Linked DNA regions of Homo sapiens: region 1 is linked to region 2. A link is an interaction called in ENCODE POLR2A ChIA-PET data of the cell type or tissue named here. Cell type or tissue: B cell. All regions are shown on one strand. Each heading gives the region's core, and the rest is flanking DNA. Links, peaks and the distances in the headings are about the cores only.

Region 1 (12,210 bases), core at 2,329-7,328, 1.1 Mb before region 2:
AAGCTGTTTATTTCATCCTACTGTTCCTATTGTTGACAAAAATGAGGGATGTTCATTTCTTCTAGTGATGTGGGCTTTAACTATTTCTGTCACGAGTGCAGTGTGCCTATCTAACCTGAATTCTGCTTACCATTCATTTCCTGAAGTTGTCTTTACTAGCAGGGTAGAAGTTACAATATCTAAATTTAAGTTGCTGACCTTTATTTACTTCAGAATAAGCAGTTGACTTGTGAGTTTATGTTTGATAGCTAATCATGCATTCTGCTTTTTATTAAAATACCCATAACATCTGCCACCACACCTTATTTGTAAAACTGCTATAATACTGGAAACTAAGAACATACCAATGATCATTCACATCTTGAGTAGGAATGAATGCTGTTACCTGTGTCAACAGAAAATCTTGTGTCAGTAATCAGCTCATGGCTAGACCACAGAAACAGTATGATAGCAAGATAGGCAGGAGACAGAAGGTGGATTTCACCTTCCTGGACTGCATACCCTGACATCAGAGACTTTATACCTGTCCCTACAATCAGAATATCTGGCAGTCACCACCCAACCCCGCACCACAAAGAAGCCGCATTTTGTGCTGATCAGAGCCATCCATTGCCCTCCCAACAGTATTATCTTTCTGTAGGAAATTTAAGAAACTATACTTTCCAGTATTAAACATCCCACATCAGATAAGTTGGGGATTCATTTATTAATCTGTAATAATATGCCTTTTTGGTGGGGGAGCCAAATTAATGGAACAAAGTCAATGATCAAAAATACTATCATTGAAGACTTTGATAAGTTGGTTAACAGTAAAATCGGTACAAATAGTGGAAACAAACAAAACTCTGCTCTAGAAATAGTCTTGTGGCTTTTAAATTTTTAAGCAATGAAGGCGAAAGACCTACAAACAACCGAAACTATCTGAACAGGAAATAAAATAAAATAAAATAATTGCTAACAAAGGAATAAAACGCATGCTGACCTCAGTCATACCTTTCACTGCTAGATAATGATGTAATGGCCAGAGAACTCTATTTGGTAGGGAGGGAGGGAGGTAGATAGATAAAATCATATATTCAAGAACACACAAAATAACAGTCCATGGATCTTTCCTGGAAAAGTCACTTAAAGATATACAGAAGATGGCTGGGCGTGGTGGCTCACGCCTGTAATCCCAGCACTTTGGAAGGCCAAGGGGGGGGCGGGGTGTATCACCTGAGGTCAGGAGTTCAAGACCAGACTGACCAATATGGCAAAACCCCGTCTCTACTAAAGATACAAAAATTAGCCGGGCATAGTGGCATACACCTGTAGTCCCAGCTACCCAGGAGACTGAGGCAGGAGAATTGCTTGAACACGGGAGGCGAAGGTTACAGTGAGCCGAGATCGTGCTGCTGCGCTCCAGCCTGGGCGACAGAGCGAGACTTCATCTCAAAAAAACAAAAAGGATTTACAGAAGATGACTGAAAAATTAAAATGAACTTAAATTGGAAAGATGAGTTATAAAAGTACTATAGTATTGATAGGAAAATGAAAGTTTAAAAAGATACTTTAAAATGTAGTATAAATGATAATTCACTAATAGCAATATAGATCTAGAACTCATTAAGATCAGAGACAAGGGTGACAGAAGCACACATGTGCAAAGTTCCTTAACTTACTTTGAGGCATGGGGGAGGAAATAAGAATAAATACTGTATTTCTTCTCAACTCATTAATTAAAATATGCATGCATGTGTGTTTTTTAAACATTTTAGAATAAAACTTACTAGCATGAAAAGCAATTATTTCCTTTTATGTTACTGAAGAAAGAAAAGTAACCATCCAGCAAGGAATTAAAAAATTACCAACTTTACTTTGAAATATAAATGTGAAAAGTTGGTAGAACAGTGTAAGAATTATTTACTGTGAATTTTTGGGATTCTAAGAGTGCTGATTAGTTTAATATTATAAACACTGTTAATACATCATAGCAGCGTGTCAAATGTTCATCTGAATAGACATTGAAAAAGCCCTTGATAAAATTAAACATCCATTTCTGCTAAAAATTATTTAGAAAATGAGAATGAATTGAGAAATCCATAATGTAGAAAGACATCTAATTTAGACTAATGGCCAATGTCTTACTTTAGTGAAATACCAGAAGCATTTTGTTAAAATCTTTCCCCATTAATATAACACTTTATGCTACACATTCTTTGCAGTCAGATAACACATAAAATGGAAACAAAATATATAATTCAAAGATGGTAAAATTTGTTATATTCATATGACATAAAGAATCTAGAAAATCCAAGAGAATTCAGTGAATAAGTTCTAAAATTAATAATGAAGTAGGTTGTATACAAGATGGATATATAGAAGTTAATGCTGTTGTATATTACCAACTATGACAAGTAAGAAATGATAGTGGGAGAAAGGAGTGATATTCTGTGACAGCATTCCATGCCCTTTTCCCATAACCCCACCCCCACTGCCCACCCTCCAAAAGGGCAGAAAATATCATGCTTTGAAATAACCAGAAGACTTGAAAGGGATTGCTATGAAAACACAACAAAACTTTATTTGAAAAGTAAACTGTTATGAATAATGGAAAGATGTGTCCTGTTCATTGGAGAAAAGGCTAAATATTGTTATTTTCCCCAAATTATAGTTGTGATGGTACTTTCAATTAGACTTTTCATGAGTATGTATATGTGTGTTTAACTGTTTTCTTTATTGCAAACACTGAATGCACTCTGTCTGGTTTAAGCAGGGGAGGAATTATTAAAGTATATTAGGTAGCTCACAGAATTAGTATTAGTACCAGAGAGTGAGCATTGGAGGCCAAATACCCTAGAAGAACACCCAGCCCACACCATGGCACTGTGCCAGAGCAGGTCCAGCTCCTGCTGCTCCTGTTCTCTGGGTTGCAGAAACTCTTGACACTGATGCTCCCCAAAAGGAATGCCTCTACTGCCACTTCTGTCATCAAAATTGATTTCTTTGGCAGGTCTTCTTATTATTGCATTGTTTCAAGCCAAAGTTGAGTTTAGCTTAAAAACTCAAAAAAAACCTAGTCTATATTCTAACTGCAAGGAAAGTTGGAAAAGTGGGTGGTGGCATCAGCCCTGCAGAGGCAGGACTCGGCTCACGATATGGGAAATTCCTCTTACGTAGGGAGGTTGCTTAGAAGATAACTGGAGGCCATAAAGATGACAAATGCTTACAGTGGTAACTTGATGTAATGACCCCAAGGTACATCTAGAAAACTCAGTAGATACAATTAGCCAAATAAATCAGTGAGTTGGACCTGACCTACCTGAGATTAACACATATCAGAAAGTGACAATCCAAGCATTCATATATGAATAAGAACAGGAAGGAATGGATGAAGATATGTTGAAGAAAACATCACAAACCACTGCAAAGGAAATAGTTTAATCAACAGATGATACTGGGAAAAGTATATGAAAAATACTTAAGGTGAGCTTCTTTCATACTATATATACTAAAATGATTCATATGGCTTTTAAATTACCTGTAAAAATTAAATGCTAAAAAGTAAAATTAATATATAGTTGAACATTTAATATATTTAGGATGGAGAAATAATTTCTGAGTATGAAAAAGTAGAAGAAATCACTAAAAGGAAAAGATTGATAATAGAAATTTAAAATTCTGTAAGTTAAAAAATACTGTAAACAAAACTAATACACTAACAAATAACTTAGGACATATCTACAAGAAGTATAATGGGCAGAAGATCAATATTGTTAAGTCATAAAGAGCTTTTTTTAATGAACGTATGAAAATACTACCCCCTAAATAAATAGGCAAAGGACATGAACGGACATCTCAGAAAAGAAATAGAAATGACAGATAAACAGATGAAAAGTTCAACCTCTTATTAATCAAATAAATGTACATCAAAATGATGAGACATCAGTTTCCACTTGATTTGCAAATATTAAACAGCAAACATGGTAATATTCATTTCTGATGATGGTATATTGAAATGGATATTTTCACTACATTAATGTAAATTTACAATGGTTTTAGCGAGCAGCTTGATACTTTATGTCAAGAGCCCTAAAAATAGTTCACATGACTTGAACTATTATTTGCATTTTATGAAATATAATTTAAGGAAATAATCAGAAAAGTACTCAAATGTATATTTTAGGATGTTAATTGCAGCATTAATTTGTAGTAGTACAGAATTGGAAACACCCTAAACATTAAATACTAAGAAGATTGATGGTTAAATTGTAGTCCATCTGTATAATGGAATAATTTGTAGCCATTTAAAAATCACATTTTTGAAAAATATCTAATAGCATAGGAAGATTGTAATTATAACCTAATTATAAAGAGCAGGACACAAAACAGTATGGTTTATGATCTAATTTGAAAGTATATTTGTATATACGTGTATACACTGTCAAAAAATAAAGACACTACAATATTACATTAGGATTATCGATTTCATTTTTATACTTTAATGTATTTTGCAGATCCTCTGCCATGATCATCTGTTAGAGTCAGATTTTAAAAAGTTATTTTAAAGGTGAGCAGTTCTTTTCCTATGGATTTTAAACGTTTCACCAGAAAAATTCATGTGCATATTGCTTTCACCCTCACCATCTGCCTCAGTCTAAAACAGTTAAACAGTTTTATGTGTAGCGTTTTCCAACATTAGTAGCAGTACTAAAGTTATCCCCTCAGTCTAATTTGTCCTTAGTCAGCCCCATGGTAGTGCTGGGCATATGCTACTATCTTTTACCTAACATCCACCTAGAAATGTATATGTCTGCTGGAGGTTAGTGTATGATCTGAATGAAGATTGGAATGAGTTTTTTTTTTTTTTTTTCGTTCCTTTTTAGAGAGAGTTTTGCTCTGTCATCTAAGCTGGAGTGCAATGGCATGATCGTGGCTCCCTGCAGCTTTGAACTCCTCAGGCTCAGGTGATCCTCCCACCTCAGCCTCCTTAGTAACTGAGAACTACAGGCGTGTACCACCATGCCTGGCTAACTTTTTGTATTTTTTTGTAGAGACAGGGTTTCTCCATGTTACCCAGGCTGGTCTTGAACCTCCTGGGCTCAAGTGATCCACTGACCTCAGCCTCCCAAAGTGCTGAGATTACAGGCATGAGCCACCACACCTGGCTTTGGAGTGTTTTTTTTATGACATGCATTGCTGAATAAAAATGTGATTGGTGAGGAGTTGAGTTAATTAATGTAAAATATTACAAAACTATTTAGCAGAAGTTTGTCATCTTTATCTTTTAGAAAAAAAAAGTAAATTAAAAATGGCCTAAGAAACATTGTTCTCCATTAGGATTCCAAAATGATAAATCTGCTAGCCTATAGGGGAAAGGTCAAAATTTTGTTTTGCTGTAACTATATGTCATAAAATATAAAAGCTAAGCACTCCCTTAGGCATTATCTCACACATTGTTCCACTTGCTAGCACATTTTTAAGTTTTTAAAATCATACTATGAAATGATTAGCTATTATAACATTTGAAGTTTTTTTATTTTTGAAATTATAATTTAATTAATAACCAAATGTAGATCTTGTTATTTATTATCTTTATTACATGTCTTGGTAAAACAGAGCCAGGAATTCCTATTGTAGTAGTCCTGGGAAACTAGTCCAGGTGTAACATTGCCCATGATTAATTGGTGATGTACTCAGGCCTGACACCATCCCACTCTACTGCTCCACTGTGGGAGATGCACCTTGATTGCCCAGTGGCCTAATCTAATCCAATGACCTCTTTCTGGGAAAGAAAAAAAAAATTGAGCATGAGCACCCTGCAGGATTTGATACCAGGAACCATTTCCAATTTCTTGAGTAGTTGTCTTCTCTTGCTTCCTGTGGTGCTTGCTTCTGTATTTCTGTTCTTGTTGGCTCCTTTTGCTTCTTGTGCCATTTTAACTATTGGAATCCCTTGGATCACATTCTCTGTCACACTTAATTGTGGCATAAACTCTTTTACCAAGGTCCTCTCTTTCATGCGTGTGCCAGTTTTTCCCACAGCTTTCTCTTGGGTCTGAACCTTTCTCCTGAACACAGATGCATGTGTCTGTTTACTAATAGTCTCTCCATCTGATTGTGTCCTACCAGCACCTCAAATCCAGCTGTTACCCAATAACAAATTTATTTTCTCCAATTTCTGTTTATTCTCTCTGTTATTAGCAACATCATCCACCTTGTCACTCAAACTAGAAATCTCAGTATCATTTTTTGTTACACCCTCTCTCCCACTTTCCCTCTGAAAAGTGTTTTATACCTGACCCCCCTCCCCAGTGCCACAGCCACTGGTTCCAGGATGTTTCAGTGACAGAGAACTGGGAGCCTGCTTTGGCACTTCCTGGGCTCCACCTCCATCAAATCTCTCTCAGACATCGAAGCTCATTTTTTTGAAAGACATGAACTTAATTATGTCTTTTACCTAATGTAAAACATTTCATGGTTCATCATGACATACGGGAGTATAGTGGTTATTAAAGTGATTCCCAGATGAGCAGCAGCATCCATCGCCACCGCCACAGACTAGTTAGCAATACAAACTCTGAGGCTCCAACCCAGATCTACTAAGTAAGTAACTGTGAGGGGTGGTGCCCAGCACTCTGTGGTCTAACACATTTTCAAGGTGATTCTGATACACTCTACAGTTGGAGAATTAACTGCCCTGTAGGTTCTAAAGCCTGGCTGTGCATTTGAGTCACATGTGGAACTTAAAGACATACCCAGACCCAAGGCCAATTAAGTCAGAAACTTAAGGTGTCTGGCCTGGTCTGGCCTATATCTTTTTAAAAGCTCCCCAGAGATTTTGATACAGAGTAATGGTAGAGAACAACTTAAACTGTAAAATTCACTTTTTTTTTTCCAGCAGAATCTAAAGTAGTGTTTCTGAAACTTGAATGCACACTGGAGTCACCTGGGAAGCTTTAAAAATGACTGATGATTGCCCTCCACCTCCCTCCCCATTCTGATTTAATTGGTTTGCAGTGTGGCTTGGGCTTTGGGGTTTTTTAAGTTCCCTAGGCTATTTTAATGTGAAGCCAAGGTTAAGATCACTGTTCTAAAGCTAGGATTCAGAAACACTATTGTGCCTAAGAAGCGCCTGGAGTACTTGATAAAAGTAAGGGCCCCACTCAGGTGACGAATCACCTGGAGTACTGCCCTAAAGAGTATTGCCAGCTGGCCCCTGACTGTTGTAGTTACGCTTTCATCCATCCACTTTGCTCCTCACCATTCACTGCTCTGCCTTAATTTCCTACAACTCCCCGTCCATAACATCAGATTACTTCACTTTACTTAAGTGTGTCTTGCTTAAATCACTGGAAGGAAGTGTAGGTTATTCAAGCCAATAAATTGTCCTGAATCAATTGATTAGCCATTTGGAAAAGCGGTAAGCCAGACTGCTATCTTGCTCCTTATAAGAAATAAGCCCCATATAGATTTTAAAAAATGAATTAAACCATAAAAGTACTAGGAAAAGGACAGGTGCAGTGGCTCATGCCTATAATCCCAGCACTTTGGGAGGCCGAGATGGGTGGATCACCTGAGGTCAGGAGTTTGAGACCAGCCTGACCAACATGGTGAAACCCCCTCTCTACTAAATACAACAAAATAGCTGGGCGTGGAGGTAGGCGCCTGTATTCCCAGCTACTAGGGAGGCTGAGGCAGGAGAATCGCTTGAACCTGGGAGGCAGAGGTTACAGTGAGCCAAGATCGCGCCATTGCACTCCAGCCTGGGCAACGAGGGCAAAACTCTTCTCTCAAAAATAAATAAATAAATAACTAGAAAAAAATGTGGATACATTTGGAAAATAATTTGGGATTGAAGAAGGCCTTTCCAAACAGATAAAACACCTAAAAGCCATAAAGGAAAGTGGTTGACAAATTTGATTAGATAAAAACTTTTCCACAGAAAAGTTACCATAAGTAACATTAAAAGATAAACACAGATGAGAAAACCAGTCTTCAATATATTGACAGGGTTGCCTTGATGTGAAAAAAAAAAAAAAGTAACAATAAAAGACTAACAGAAGAACTCAGTGGAATGAAGTACAAACTCTGGGTAGTTTGTACAAAAAGAAACACAAATCGTCAGTTAACATTAAAAGATGCTCAGCTTCACTCATAATCATCTGAAGAAACATGAAACGTTATATGAGGTGATGGCTATGTTAATTAGCTTGATTGTGGTAATCATTTTATAATTGTATAGCAAAACATTATATTGTACACCTTAAATATGTACAATTTTTGTCAAGTCAATAAAGCTGGAAATATATATTTATATATTTATATTTATATTTATATCTTTATATATATTTATTTTATATTTATATTATATTTATTTATATTTATATATTTATATATAATATTTATTTATATTATATTTATATTTATCTAAATATATATTTATTTATATTTATCTAAATATATATATTTATTTATATTTATCTAAATATATTTATTTATATTTATATTTTTATATTTATATTTATATATTTAAATATATTTATATATTTATATAAATATATATTTATATAAATATATTTATATATTTATATATTTTTATATAAATATATATATATATATATATATATATATATATATATATATGGCAATCTGATGTTATCTGTCAAATTACCAAAATCTGAAAAAATTTAGTATTGGCAAGGTGGAAGGTAGACAGCATCCTATATGTCACTAGTGAAAATATCAGTGCAGTGTCTTTGGAGAGCAATTTAGCGAGAAGGACCAAAGTGAAAAGTGCACTGTACTCAACTGTACCCAAAGTTTTGCTCATAGGAATTTAGCTCTTGGAAGTACGTAAATATTTAGAAGATATTCATTGAATCTTCAAAACACTAAAATTAGTATAAATATTCATTCATAAAATACTAAGTAAATGATGCTAACTGAAATATTGGGATATTTGGTGCTGAAAGGTGATAATAGAGATTTAGATGGGCTAACACAGAAAGTTATAGATAATTAAAAAATAGCAAATATAGAACTTTATATAAATAATAGAGCATTATATTTGATGTAGTATTTTGGGAGGAATTTTTTTATACACATATGCTTGTGAATATACACATATTTCTAGATAGGTACATACCCTATCAAAAGAGGTCACTTCTGAATTGTAGGACTGGGCATGGGGAGGTGGAGGTGGGGACGCAAAGTCTGGTACAGAGCCTGACACAAGTGTTTGAATGAACCAGTGAATAACAGTCAGAGGTTGAGAGAGGTTTTTTGGCTTTATCGTATGTCTACTTGAATCATTTGAATTTTTTTCCATGTATATATCATTGCTCTTGTAATAAAAATTAAAACATGTAAAAATGTGCAGTTCATTTTTGGGACTCTGTCCCTTCATTTTCCTCTGCCTCAAAGCCTCCTTTCCTTTCACTTTTCCTTCTAGATGCAGATCGAAGGTTGCCCCTGCAAAGCTATCCATTATTTTCTCTGAATTCACATCTTCCTTAATTTATCCTTACCACCATGAACACAAAGTTCCACATGCTGGGTCTCTCTTCCTTGCCTCATGGGTTAGAGGCTTGTGGTCAGGGATGGTCTGATTCAGCCTTCTTTCTGCAAAGGCTACCAGGGGTCTGCAAAAGGGGAGGGAAAAGTGGCAGTACTTTACTGTCCAGCTTCTTAGCGCTAGTCTGCCTTAGAGTCGTCACACCTGACCTGACGTACAAAATAATTCACCATTTCTAACCCCTTGAGTATTCTCAGAATACGAAGCTTTGGCTTCATTAAACACAGCCTTCAGAAAGGTTAGCATTCCATTGCATCCATTGTCACTGCCAAGATCACTTGAAGGAAGCCCCGGGTATCATTTGTCTTTGACTTTCTGGCCCTAGCAAAGTGTCCAGCATATATTAACTCTGCATAAGTGCTTTCCAAATGATTTAAAAATTTTAAATATGTGCCTTTTATGTACCTACTTTTTCATTCAAAGAGGGATTTAAAGACCCTGTCATGTTCTTTAAGAGAATAATCACAACTTTTTTTCTCCCATCTCAGTTCGTCCCAGAATACCTGAAGGATTCAACACCTTGCAATAGTAACTGTGGCTGTGTAAGGTAGTGATTCTCTGAAGGTTGACATTTGTGCATACAGAATCTCAAGAGTTGTGTGTGGCTTAAAACAAGCTCCACTAATCACACTTATCAATTATTTTCAGATTGTCTACTAAAGATATCATGGATGCATGTACAGAACATAAATGAAAGGACCGGAAAGGCCATGTTCCTATTATGTATAAAGGCAAATTATGTTTTATGCAAGAAGGAATGATAAGAATTAGAGTGAATACTCTTAGTTTTGCTTCTGATAATCAGTTGTTGAATCTAGATCCCGTGCCTTGATTTTAACTGTCCTAATAATTTTAAATATTATAATATTACATGGACCGTATAATAGGCATTCTGCCTCAAAAAAAATGAAAGCAAGCATGAGATGCACAGATTTTAAGTCAAATATTCATGTTTGTTAGATATGATTAAAATGAAAACTGGTTTGAACAAACATGAGTAAAGTTGATAGTGAAAATGTAAACATTATGGTTAATTAATGTTTTCTTTAATTATATATATTATATAATATAATATATAATTGTATATATTATATAATATATATAATTGTATATATTATATAATATAATATATAATTGTATATATTATATAATATAATATATAATTGTATATATTATATAATATAATATATAATTGTATATATTATATAATATATAATTGTATATATTATATATTTTTTTTTAACAGAGGTTTTAAATCTTAACCCAGGAACACAGGAGCAATAGAAGCTTAGCATGTGGGGAGAGGTTCCTATTTTAGAGGGAAGGGAAAACTGTGCATATAATTGGGTAAGAGTAGCAATAGGATTTGGGGTGGGGGAGGTTATGTACGTGCTTAACCCAGGAGGATACCTGTGGGCATTTGGGACTTCTGGATAATTGACATGGTATGATATACTATTTGTTTGGTTTGAAAGGGAAGGAATTTCAGGTCTTAATGCTGTTTTGAGAATACTTAGAGGTCAAAGTGAGGTGAATGTAAAACAGGCATCGAACTAGTATGATTGAGACAAGGAAGAAGAGATGCTGAATTATGGGAGAAAATAGGGAAGTGAAAAAAAAATATTAAGACTTCCTGGTTCAGAGCTCTCAGGGACAAGTGGAAGCTTAGAACATGATTTACAGTATACAAGAAATTCTAAGGCTATGGTTCTCAACCCTGGCTGCACATTAGAATTATCTCATTTAAATGGGGTGGGCCAACTTCACCACTATGTAATATATCTCTGTAAGACAACTGCACTTGCACCTCCAAAACTATAAAAATAATTTTTTTCAAATGTTGACATATATAGTATTTTATTTTTAAATATTCTAGTGTGATAAAGCATACTTTTGTGAAAATAAAATTTCTATGCCCCAGACATTATATGGAAAGCTAATGTTGTGTAAATAAGATGGCAATTTTTCTATTACTTGTAATGACATTTTAAATGTGTTTCAGAAAGTGCCTGGGATTAATCACAAAGGGAAAAATAATAACTTGACAGTGAGGAACTGGTGGACACCACCTTAGCCACGTGACCAAAGTTATCAATAACAGGATAAAATCAATCTCATGTACCTCTGGATATGTTACACTGAGAAAGATACTTCATCACTTACATGATATTGCTCCCCCACAAATTTCATAACCTGAATCTAGTTATAAGGAAATACTATGCAACCCAAATTGAGGGACATTCTGCAAAACAACTACCTGTAATCTTTTTTTTTTTTTTTTTTTTGAGACGGAGTCTCACTCTGTCGTCAGGCTGGAGTGCAGTGGCGCGATCTCAGCTCACTGCAACTTCTGCCCCCGGGGTGCAAGCGATTCTTCTGCCTCAGCCTCCTGAGTAGCTGGGACTACAGGCACACGCCACCACGCCCAGCTAATTTTTGTTGGGGTTTCACCATGTTGGCCAGGATGGTCTCCATCTCTTGACCTCGTGATCCACCCACTTTGGCCTCCCAAAGTGCTGGGATTGCAGGCGTGAGCCACCGTGGCCAGCCTACCTGCAGTCTTTAAAAGTGTCAAGGGCATTAAGGCAGAGGTACAACTGAGGAACTGTTTCAGACTGAATGAAACCAGAGAGACACAGCAACTAAATGCAATG
Region 2 (12,210 bases), core at 3,915-8,914:
AGCAGCTCCCCTTGTACTATGGGAGGGAGACTTTGTGCAAACTCAGCCCTGAGGGGGTCACAGTGACTCTTAAGGTTGGTCAGGGCTGTAATTACAACTTAGCAAACAGAGAAACCAAAATAAAGAGGCAATTTTAGCTGCTTTCTCAGGTAGGCCCTCAAATTGTCACCTGTTAGAGTGCATTTTCTGCAGTGACTAGAGCCTGCATCTTTAGACAAGCGCTCTGTCCATAGAGTCATGAAGCTACTATTCTTGGGAAATGGATCATGCTCCACCCTTTAATTGAACAGAGTACTTGAATTCTTATAGTATTGAAAATCTCTATGAATTTAACATGGGAGGAGCATGTGCCACACAATCTGGCTGGAGGGGTGGGAGGCAGGAGTCTATGCTTATCTTCCTGTATTTTTCCTCTGATCACCAGACCAGAATGTGTTTCACTGTGGTTAGAGTAAATAAAGTCTCAGGATAACTTTTTTTTTTCAAACAAAAACAAAAAATTCAGTTGTTCTGAAAAGCACTGATAATGTGAAATAAGACAACTGTAGCTGTAATTTAAAGGGTCATCTTTGTTTTATTTTTCTTAAATTGAATATTGTTTTTTCAGAATACTTATGTTCCATGAATATATTTCTAGTTTGAAGAAACTTAAGCTGCTTTTCAAGGTTATACTTAAAAAAAAAGTCATTTAAAACATTGCATGATCCAGTTTACGAGGTTCTTAGGTCAATTACACCATTGTTATCTTTCTCTTCTTGAGCATAGTCTATAACCATTGGGGAAAATAATTAAATATAAATGTTTCTGTATTAACTTTGATTCTGGATGACTTATCTTTTTTTCTTTCTTTTTTTTTTTTTTTTTGAGACAGGGTCTCACTCTGTTGCCCAGGCTGGAGTGCAGTGGCGTGATCTAAGCTCACTGCAACCTCTGTCTCCCAGGTTTAAGCGATTCTCCTGCCTCAGCCTCCTAAGTAGCTGGGATTACAAGACGCCTGTCACCACACCTGGCTAATTTTTGTATTTTTAGTAGAGATGGGGTTTCACCGTGTCGGCCAGGCTGGTCTTGAATTCCTGACCTCAAGTGATCCGCCCTCTTTGACCTCCCAAAGTGCTGGTATTACAGGCATGAGTCACCGCGCAGGGCCTGAATGAGTTATCTTAAGAATAATATCACTGAAGATACCATACTGGTTAACAATTACTACATAATAAATTACTCCCCCAAACCAGTAGCTTAAAACCTTCATTTCATTTTGTTCACGGTTTTCTGGGAATTCAGGAAGTACTCAGTCCAGGCAGCTCTCTGTTGGGTTCTCTCATGCAGTTGCAGTCAGATGTTGACTCTGGCTCCAGTGACATAAGGATCAACTGTCATAGGTCCAGCAGTTGAGGCCCAGCTCTGCCATAGGTCCAGCAGTTGACATGTCTGCAGTGAGCTTGGCAGAGGCTAATAAGCGTATCTACACCAGCATGGCTGTCTCAGGGTAATCAGACTTTTTACATGGCGGAAGACTTTCTCCAGAAAGGCTCAAGAGAATCAGACAAGGGCTTTTTCCAGCCAGCCTCAGACATCACACAGCATCACTACAAGGTTCAACTGTTTCCTATTGAGTCACTAAGATTGGACCTCTCTAGATGGGAGGAGTATCAAATAACTTGCAGATACATTTTTAAACTGCCATACATGTGCTTTTGTGTTTTTCTTCGCAAACAGCTCAGCATGTATTCTCTTTAGCTAAAGACCCCAGTAGTTTTTGAGTTCATTTTGTGCTTCCAGAACCTAGCACAGGGTATGTGTTACAGCAAATGCAGCCAAATATTTGTTAAACTGAACCAAAGGCTGACAAGCCATGAACTCCTGCCATCCACATGAAGGAGGGATTTTGTGGCTGCCAAATTTTTCTTTTGATAAGTTAGATGGCTTATCATGCTGATAATACAACTATATATATAGATAATAGAAAACCTTGGTTTTTTTCCCAAGGTAAAGGAGTCTCAGAAATCCTGTAGTCCCACCCTTTACCTTGTACCTCCCAGCCCTCCTCACCCCACCCCAGTTTCATAGCTGAAGCCCAGAGAAGTTAAGTGACCTAACCAAGTGATAAAGGTATGGTCTCTAGTTGTATTATGTTGGTGCAAAGTATTTGCGGTTTTTGCTATCAAAAGCAATTCCAGGCATTGTTTCTTGTCCATAACAAAATATTGTTTTCTCGGTTACTGTTTGGGGTTATGACTTTATCAAAAATTGCAGGGACATTGTGGGCGTTAGGTCATTTTTATACATGAGGGTGAGGAAGTGATACTTCTGCCAACCTGTTGATCTCAGCAAGAATTCTTTTCCTCCCTGACCTTTCTATTTATTCCATCAGGCAGATAAAGAAAAGACCCAGAAAGATCTCACCAGGAGGCTGTGGGACTCCAAGTTGCTCTCTTCAGATATAGGTCAAAAAAACTAACTTCCTGACCCTTTCTTCATGCCTTGCAATAAGATCTTGTAGTTTCTATGTCTGGGGCAGTGCTGAGTCTAGAAGGCTTCCTGTGATTTACAAAAAGCCTGTGAGGAAATGGAGATGTCCCTGAGCCTGCCTAAACCTGCAACAGTGATCCATTGTATTTCCAGGGGGCAACCCATCATACTTTGATGTAAGACGTCGTTCCAGCCCTTTGGGGTCAGGAATGCAAAATGCCAAGTCATCTATTTTGCATCACAATGATGCAGTTTTGTCAGGAAGTATAGTATTTTTAAAGTGATCACCCAGTTGATTAACAAAAGAAAAGAAATCACACCTTCTCCTTTGAAGTTTGCCAAGCTTCCCTTAACTAAAGAAGGCTCTTTCCTTAGCTTGTATCAGGACCATATTCAAGACTTTTTCAATTTGGAAAATTTCATATTTATTAGGAAAGGTGAATAATAGAGCTAGTATATGGAACTAATTTCTTAGGTCAGTCAACATTTCTTTAAGTCAATTCATTGAATTGATGTTTGTGTGAATGTCTGGCTTATAGTGAGCACTCAGTACATGTTAATTCCGCTTCTTTTCCTAACACCATTGTATGGGGAATGACTCAGGTTCACAATGTTTAGTATTTCTCCAAAATACTCTGAGTCTTCATTACCAAAAAAAAAAGTTCGATAACATTTGACCTCCTGTATTTACTAAGGCAGAAAAACCTTCTAAGCTCCTTGTATTGGTCAGTGTTCTCCAGAGAAACAGAACCAATAGGATGTGTGTGTGTGTGTGTGTGTGTGTGTGTGTGGTGTGTGGTGTGAGTGTAGGGGGCAAGAGAGTTATTTTAAGGAATTGACTCGTGTGATTATGAAAGCTGGCACATTACAAGAGCTGCAGTGAGCAAGCTGGAGATCCAGGATACCTGATAGTATAGTTCCAGTCTGAGTCCAAAGCCTGAGAACCAGAAGAGCTGATGGTGTGTCTAGTCTAAATGCTGGCAGGCTGAAGACCCAGAAAGAGCCAATGTTTCTGTTAGAACCTGAATGCAGTGGGGGAAAAAACTAATGTTCTAACTCTAGGTAGTCAGCCAGAAGGAAATTCCCTCTTACACATGGTAGCACCAGCCTTTTTGCTGTATTCAGCCTTCAACTGACTGGATGAGTCCCATCCACGTTAAGGAGGGCAATCTACTTTACTGAGTCAACTGATTCAAATGTTAATCTTGTCCAAAAGAACCCTCATAGAAATACCCAGAATAATCTTTGGCCAAATACCTGGGCATCCCATGGTCAGTTAAGTCAACATATAAAGCTAACTATCACACTCCTTTTCCGTTGAGCACTAGTCAAATTGAAATTTCATAGAATTTGTGTGTTTGTAATAGAAATGATTTTCTGGTTAACCCTGTTTTACCAAATATGTACGGTGTACCCAGTTCTCCTTAGGATTTACTCTTTGCTCAGAGCATTTCATTTTGGGGCATGCAAATAAATGGGATGCCCCCCTTATCCCTGCCCCATTATCCCTTATCCCTGTCCCTGTATGGAATACAATGTACACTCATAACATGAAACCAAAGGGAGGATGTTCTATGTAACATTACTGATTCTGTGACCATCCTAGGAAGGAATGCTGGTGCGAGCTCTCCATCTTCACTTCATGAATTAATAGACTTGTCATCGGAGGTATTAATAGGGCTTGGAGTTACAGCAAAGCTTCACAGACATTCTCAGACATCAATCACATTTTGGTGTTTGCAGCTCGAAGGCAAATCATCTGCACAATTATGATTTATATGAAATTCAGGAATCATAAATGTGCTTCACTTTGGTCTTATTCAGAAACCAGTAGCTTTTACTCATGGATGCTAGCAAGTTTGGCTTGCATGGTGGAGGCTGTGTGCTGTTGAGGTTAATAGCATGCAATTACCCGGGCTCCAACTGCAGCTCTACCAACACAGAAGCAAAAGTGGAAAACATGGCAGAGTTCTTAGAGTAGAAATAAAACTGTAAAAACAATGGTTGAAGAAGGATCTTTGTGCTTGTTTTAGATAGAATTCATTAAATTTTTAACTGCTATGCCAAAGAGACTATATCCATATAATCTTTAGACATGCAGTGAGGTAGTTACTGTTATTATCCCCATGCTAGAATTTGAAAACAGAAACACAGAGAACATAAGTAACTTGTCCTAAGGTCACTTTGATTTGAAAGTAGGGAGTGTGGTTCCAAGACTAACTACCAAACTAGGTGTTTCTTTGCTGGGTGAGTCCTCTCTCTGTCACCCAAACAAACACACAGCCTGGCCCAGTGATCCCATAGAGGTGCTGCCTTGCACTGCCAAGTCCTATGGGAATACTGGGCAAAGGTTCTTTTCTGCTTTCAGACCATACCCCTTGCGTCTCAGGTAGAATACTACAGGGGATAAATGGAAGACCAGATCCAGTTGGGTCAGAGGCCTCCCCTCCAGATCTTCCGCTCTCCAGAGCCTTTTTCCACCCTCTCCCCTAACCATCAACCACATGTCCCTTAGAGTTTCGTACTGTCCATTCCGCTCAAGACTTGGGTTTCCCTTTAATATTTTTATTGGTTTTGTAATAAACATCTTGGTGCTGATTAGTTGTTTTTTTTTTTTTTTTAACCGAGTTTCACTCTTTCGCCCAGGCTGGAGTAAAGTGGCATGATCTCGGCTCACTGCAGCCTCCGCCCCCGCCAGGTTCAAGTGATTCTCCTGCCTCAGCCTCCCGAGTAGCTGGGATTACAGGCGCAGGCCACCATGCCCAGGTAATTTTTGTATTTTTAGGAGAGAGGGGGGTTTCTCCATGTTTACCAGGCTGGTCCCGAACTCCTGACCTCAGGTGATACACCCGCCTTGGCCTCCCAAAGTGCTGTGATTACAGGCATGAGCTACCACGCCTGGCCGGTGCTGAATTTTAATTCCTCAACCAGCTGGGCTACCCTCGGTAATACCCTCAGTAATCATTACCCTCCCCATCACGAACTGCTCACTTGATCACTCAACACATAGAGAGTCTCCTTCATTCCCAATGTAGAATAGAGAGCAGAGATAACAGTGGAGAGTAAAGGCAACATGGTCCCTGCCCTCACGGAGTTTATACTCTAGTGGGGAAGACAAACATTATTCAAAGAGTTACATATAAATATAAAACTATACTGTGACAAATGCCACAAGGAAAAGGTGCAGAGTTTGATGACCCCAGGACCTGGAATTTACCTAGTCAGAGAGATCAAGGAAGGCTTCCCTAAGGAAGTGGTGCAGAGCTGAGATCGGAAGAAGCAGGGATGTTCTCCACAGAAAGAACATGCTCAGAAGCCCAGTCAGCAGCAGGAAGGAGTGTGGTGATTTTGAGGAACCGAAAGAAGACCAGCATGGCTGGAGAACAGAGGATGGGGGTGTGATATGTGACGAGCGAAGAGAAGTAAGCGGGGGCAAGATTGTGTAAGCCTGTGATCAGGATTCTGGCCTGTATGCCTAGAGCAGTTATTTTCAACTTCGGCTACATGTCAGAACCACCTACAAAGCATTTTAAAATACTGATTAAAGGATCCCATTCCAGAACCATCAAATCCAAACTTCTGGAAGTGAGAACCAGGCATAAGTATTTTTTTTAAAGCTTTCAGGTGATTTTATCATGAAAACAAGGGTGAGAATCATTGACCTATAGCAATGAGAAGTCACTAAAATGTTTGAAGATAATATGTATGCTATGAATCTTTAGAGGGAGTTGGAAGCCATTTCCAGATTTACATTTCAAAAAGCATCCTCTGGCTAGAACCATGGAGTTATCAATGCTAGTGATTGAGAGTTCAAAAAGGAGACCAATTCAGTGACAACTATTTTTTTATTTTTATTTTTTTGAGATGGAGTTTCCCTCTTGTCATCCAGTCTGGAGTGCAATCTCACAATCTCGGCTCACTGCAACCTCTGCCTCCTTGGTTCAAGTGATTCTCCTGCCTCAGCCTCCCAAGTAGCTGGGATTACAGGCGCCTGCCACCACGCCCAGCTAGTTTTCACATTTTTAGTAGAGATGGGGTTTCGCCATGTTGGCCAGGCTGGTCTCAAACTCCTGACCTCAGGTTATCCACCCGCCTCGGCCTCCCAAAGTGCTGGGATTATAGACATGAGCCACTGTGTCTAGCCAGTGACTGCTATTGATAAATGGTGCAGGTGAGGATTAGGGTAGCATCAACGGAGATGAAAAACATACATATATTTACAAGATTTTTAGTTGGTTAAAACACTGAGACTGGCAGAATGATGAAATGATGGATTCTATAATGGGAAAAAAGAGAGCAAATGACTATCAGTGTTCTGCTCACACAAGATGGATAATTGTGCCACTTGTTGATACAGGGACGAGGACTAGAATCAGAAATGTTTAGAGTGAGGGTACGTTTTCATTTGGGCATGTGAGGTTTGCTTTCATTTTGTCATGCATGTTCTTTACCTCTCTTTTCTGTAGGTCACCCGTACTTCATTTACCAGTCCTTGCTAAGGATTATTCATTAAAACACACAACAGCAACAATAACCACAAAAGCAACAATAAAAATACCTTTGAACTCACTCAATCTTGAACTATTGAACATGCTAAGTCCGTGTCATTGGCCTACTTAATCAGCCCTCGATTGTAACTTGAAGAAGCTTATTGATAAGAAAATAAACTTCTCATAAAGTATAACTACTTTCTTAGCAAAACTATTTGTTTCATCTTCTCTTTAAAATTTTTGATATTATGTATTTCCTTTTTTTTTTTTTTTTTTGGAGACAGAGTCTTACTCTGTCACCTGGGCTGGAGTGCAGTAGTGTTATCTCGGCTCAATGCAACCTCCGTCTCCTGGGTTCAAGCAATTCTCCTGCCTCAGCCTGCCGAGTAGCTGGAATTACAAACACCCGCCACCACCCCCAGCTAATTTTTTGTATTTTTAGTGGAGACAGGGTTTCACCATGTTGGCCAGGCTGGTCTTGAATGCCTGACCTCAGGTGATCCATCCACCTCAGCCTCCCAAAGTGCTGGGATTACAGGCGTGAGCCACTGCACCCGGTCTATTATGTATTTCTGAAGATATTTAATGCCAAGTAACAGAAACCACACTCCAATGAGTTTAAACAAAAATAACATTATTATAAGAATATAAAGGTATCTTATGGAATATAAGAATAAATCTGTGGCTAGAGTTAAGGAAAAGCTAGAATCACGAACTCATGACTTCACAGTTCCCTCTCCCCAGCTCTTCTTCTCTTGTGCATCTGCTTTGTTTTTCTTTCTCTGTTCTCAGAAACTAGCTCCCATCACTTTTCTTCTTAACATGAACAAAAATATGACAAGTGACAGCTCCTGAGGTTTAAGCCCTAGAGCTCAGACATCAGAGGGAAACAATCTTAACTCTTTCAGTACAAAACCTAAAATCCTGGGGTAGAAACTCAAGTAGACTATCTGTCCTTCTTCAGACCAATCCACTGTAGCCAGGAAGTCGGAGCTGGGGAAAAAGCTGTAACTATCCCACTTTGATTCATATATGTTACTGAACTGTGGCCAAAATGGATACCCCCCTTGATAGTCTCAGGGGATTCCCTTAGGACTTGATTTGCAAGACCCAAAAGAGCAGGGACTGAGCAAAACATGCAAGTTTGCCATTACATCCCAACTAAGTAAATTAACATGTGTGATCCTCAAGATCTAACTGAAGACAATCCTAAAAAGGCTGATAGTTATGCAAAATATTTCATCTCCCTGAACTAGTGGATTTTTTTTTTAATTATTATTAAGGCAGCTGAAATTTCCAAATTTTTAAAAATTTTATATTTGATAATGATGTATGCCAAGAGATTTGCATTTGTCTATGATATGAACTATGATGTTTGAACTGATTCTTTCAACAAAGCAATGCACTAGTTCTGAAATTATCCTAATTTTAAATATCATTTGCATTTCTGTAGATGGAAAATTATATAACAAATTCTAGTTCTTTTCATTTTCATTTGATTAACACTAAGACTCTCCAAAGCTCTAAAAGAAATAGCAGGAGTTGAAATTTCAATTGCATTTGGGAAAATATGTACTTTGTTCCTTTAGAAATAAAGGAGAACATGTGAGATGACAAGTCATAAAGAAGCTGGTCTCAATATGTATTCTTTTGAAGCTCTAAGATGAAATGAGGGCTATGCACACTACTGGTGATGAAAATGATCACAAATAAAGATCTCTTATGAGCCTTCTTGTGGAAGGACATTGAAAAATGTAAGGAAATAATCAGGCCAATACTTTCCTTCTGACTTCCCAGTGTACAGCCTTCTCCTGCAGGAAAGAGAGACAGACCATACCCCATGTGGTCATGACTTAAATGGACTTTCCCTCAAGGAATTTATAATCTAGTTAGGACTGAACATATATATGGCTAATGACATTTATAAAATAATCCATTCTTAAGTGTCCAGTAGACAATGCACATCAGTGTAAACAGAAGTCAGAGACTAGGAGTCCAAGCAGGCTTGAGTGGCCCTGCCAGGGCTAGCCCTTGACAAAGCTGTGAAGCAGATATAGTTTGTCTTGGGGGCTGTTGTGCCCCAATTATCAGCACAGTCCCTGTTTCCTTCCTTTTGGCCCCCCTGTACTTAACTTTAACTTCATTCTTCATCCACTGGATGGTATCTATCATTCTTTCCAGTTTTGCTCCTAACTCATTTTCAACAAATCCCTGCCATGGTACTAACTGAAACTTGAAACTGAAACATAACAGATCTGTGGGTTGCAGAATTGAGTCCTAGTCCTGGCCTGCACCTCTCATTCAGTGTAATCCATCACTGTACCTAGCGAATTTTTGTATTTTTAGTAGAGATCGGGTTTTGCCACGTTGTCCAGGCTGGTCTTGAACTCCTGACTCAGTTGATCCACCCGCCTCAGCCTCCCAAAGTGCTGGGGTTACAGGCATGAGCCACCACACCTGCTCTGCATTTTTATTTTTTAAAGCGGGAGAAGGACAGTCCCTATTATTTTCCAGTATAATTTACTGCAAGAGTCAGCAAACTTTTTCTGTAAAGAACCAGATAGTAAATATTTTAGGCTTTGTGGGTCATACAGTTTTTATTGCAATTACTCAGTTCTGCCATGGTAGCAGAAAAGCAGCCACAGACAACTTCAAAAGTCATTTAAAGGACAGGTGGTGGGCCAGAGTTGGCCTGCAGAGTGTAGTTTACAGACGCCAGGTTTAGAGGATGCTGTCTAGAGCCGATTTGCTTGAGTTCAAAACTCAGTTCTACCTGCTTACTAATCTCTTTGTGCCACAATTTTCTTATCTGTAAAACATCTACCTCATAGGTTGTTTGTAGGGACTAAATGAATTACTATGTATAAAGCACTCCTCTATTTGTGAACTTTCTACCTGTAATCATAGATATTGTCAAATCTTTTTACCAGAGCAAAAACACACAAACTTGGCCCACCTCAAACTATTGACTCTAGTGGCCACTTGCATGGTATTACTTTGACTCTAAAGCCAAATGATCTTGCAGCCTTCTGCAAGGTAACTTGTTGATAAGCCAAGAAGTTTCTGAAGAAAGTACGAAAAAGAAAAACTTGGCGAAGCCACCTCTGCCAAAGTACTGAGCCTCGTGTTAGGGAGAACGCTAGGTTTTGGATATTTATTTATTTATTATTACTGTTATTATCATTTTTTGAGATGGAGTTTCACTCTTTCACCCAGGCTGGAGTGAAGTGGCGCAATCTCGGCTCACTGCAACCTCCGCCCCTACTAGGTTCAAGCAATTCTCCTGCCTCAGCCTCCCGAGTAGCTGGGATTATAGGCACGCACCACCATGCCTGGCTAATTTTTTATTTTTAATGGAGACAGGGTTTCGCCATGTTGGCCAGGCTGGTCTCAAACTCCTGACCTCAGGTGATCCACCCACCTCGGCCTCCCAAAGTGCCAGGATTACAAGTGTGAGCCACTGTGTCTGGCTGGTTTTGGCTATTTTGTATGTAGTAATACCAGGTTTATAGTATTACATGGAAATTGGTATGGGAATTAGGGAAATATTAACATATCATTTTAATGGGACCCAATATGGATTGGCGAATGGAGGTGGTGATGGTGGTGGAAATGATGGTGTGTGCAAACACTCCCGGACAGGTAAAGGGCTTAGGAACAGATGTGTATTCTCTTTTCCCTCCAAATTCAGTGACTGAAAAAAGAGCAGTAATTGCCAACTCCTCTGCCACAGTCGTATGGTAAAATTATGTGATAGAGTATTTTATAGCATTTCAGGTTTAAGTGAGTTTTGCCTTGGATTGCAACATCAACCTGCCTGGTTCCTCCTGTTTTTCATGTGGCATGGTGCCCAAATTTTGTACAAGATTATTAATCTTTTACAAGGGTATTGTTGACAGTCCTGTAATCATGTATACAAGTCATAAATCTTTTCTTCAATAAGTCAATGGTGCCTGCCATATTTGGCAGGTATTTCCCAGGCATTAGCTAAACTGGAATGATAACAGTGAGGCCATGAGCTAGAACAATGAGGCCTGGATTGATTGATTGATTGATTTTTTCGAGATGGAGTCTCGCTCTGTCACCCAGGCTGGAGTGCAGTGACGCAATCTCGGCTCAGTGCAACCTCTGCCTCCCAGGTTCAAGCAGTTCTCCTGCCTTAGCCTCCTGAGTAGCTGGGATTACAGGCATGCATCACCACGCCTGGCTAATTTTTTTGTATTTTTAGTAGAGATGGGTTTTCACCATATTGGTCAGGCTGGTCTCGAACTCCTGACCTTGTGATTGCCCGCCTCGGCCTCCCAAAGTGTTGCGATTACAGGCATGAGCCACCATGCCAGGCCCTGGATTTATTTTTTATTTTACTATATATATTTTTTTCAGAGACAGGGTCTCACTCTGTCAGGCTAGAGTGCAGTGGTACAATCATAGCTCACTGCGGCCTTGAACTCCTAGCCTCAAGCCATCCTCCTGCTTCAGCCTCCCAAGTAGCTGGGACTACAGGTGTATACCATGGACCTGGATTTAGACTTAGGTTCTTCTCATGGTTCTGTCACTAACTAGCTGTGTGACTTGAAGCATTAACTAACTTTGTATTATAGAGATAAGGGTCTTGGTTTTCTTATCTGAAAAACAGTTAAATTAGATATATGTAGCACTTGCCAATTCTATAGTTCAATATTCCTGAAGTAGAGAGATTAGGTGATCCAAGAGGTCTGAAACTCTGTGTTAATTAGCCCAAAGCCTTTTTGGGCCCTTTCAAAATTTATCCTAGGTTTGTGGTAATGATAGGTCAGTTAATAATTACAGAAGTTAGACTGAAAGTTACCTGGAAGGAACACAACACGGATTTAGAATAAGGAGCACATTAACCCAGATGGAAGAATCATCAGACAGTGAGGCAGCACGTGCTGCTCGAAGAGTCAGAAGACCCAAGGGTAGATTTGGTTCTGTTGCTTCCCACCTATGCCAAACCATGGAGTTTTCCCAAGTCTTTTTCTTCATCTATAGAATGAAAATCATGATACATGCTCTGCTTACCACCCAGGGCTGGTGCGTCAAATAAAACCATTCATGTAAAAGCCCTCTTTCTTTCTTTCTTTTTTTTTTTTTATTTATTTTGAGATGGGGTTTCACTCTGTCATCCAGGCTGGAGTGAAGAGGTGCAATCTTGGCTCAATGCAACCTCTGCCTCCTATGCTCAAGCGATCCTCCCACCTCAGCCTCCCAAGTAGCTGGAACCACAGGCTCA

Evidence for each region. ChIA-PET counts read pairs that join two places held together with the same protein. Peaks named below come from ENCODE experiments on the same cell type or tissue, not always from the same donor. Only the 100,000 strongest peaks of a DNase experiment are listed, where the experiment ranks them.
Region 1: POLR2A ChIA-PET joins it to region 2 with 8 read pairs; 2 of 35 experiments call an interaction of 5 or more read pairs at or near these places.

What each region holds. Positions count from the first base shown.
Region 1 is chr5:67,070,327-67,082,536 of GRCh38, forward strand. The region is part of intron 5 of MAST4 (microtubule associated serine/threonine kinase family member 4); the gene reads left to right. Among named protein-coding and RNA genes, the nearest start is that of MAST4-AS1, 72 kb to the left of the region's middle. In B cell, for the core only: no CTCF peak of the experiment used is centred there; no DNase peak of the experiment used is centred there.
Region 2 is chr5:68,191,255-68,203,464 of GRCh38, forward strand. LINC02219 (long intergenic non-protein coding RNA 2219) reads left to right here. Exons shown (of 3, transcript NR_105003.1): 2 at 5,116-5,235; 3 at 6,936-7,153. Among named protein-coding and RNA genes, the nearest start is that of LINC02219, 7.5 kb to the left of the region's middle. RefSeq lists an enhancer at 2,305-2,844. In B cell, for the core only: no CTCF peak of the experiment used is centred there; a DNase peak (open chromatin) is centred at 5,827; H3K27ac peaks cover 1,037 bases.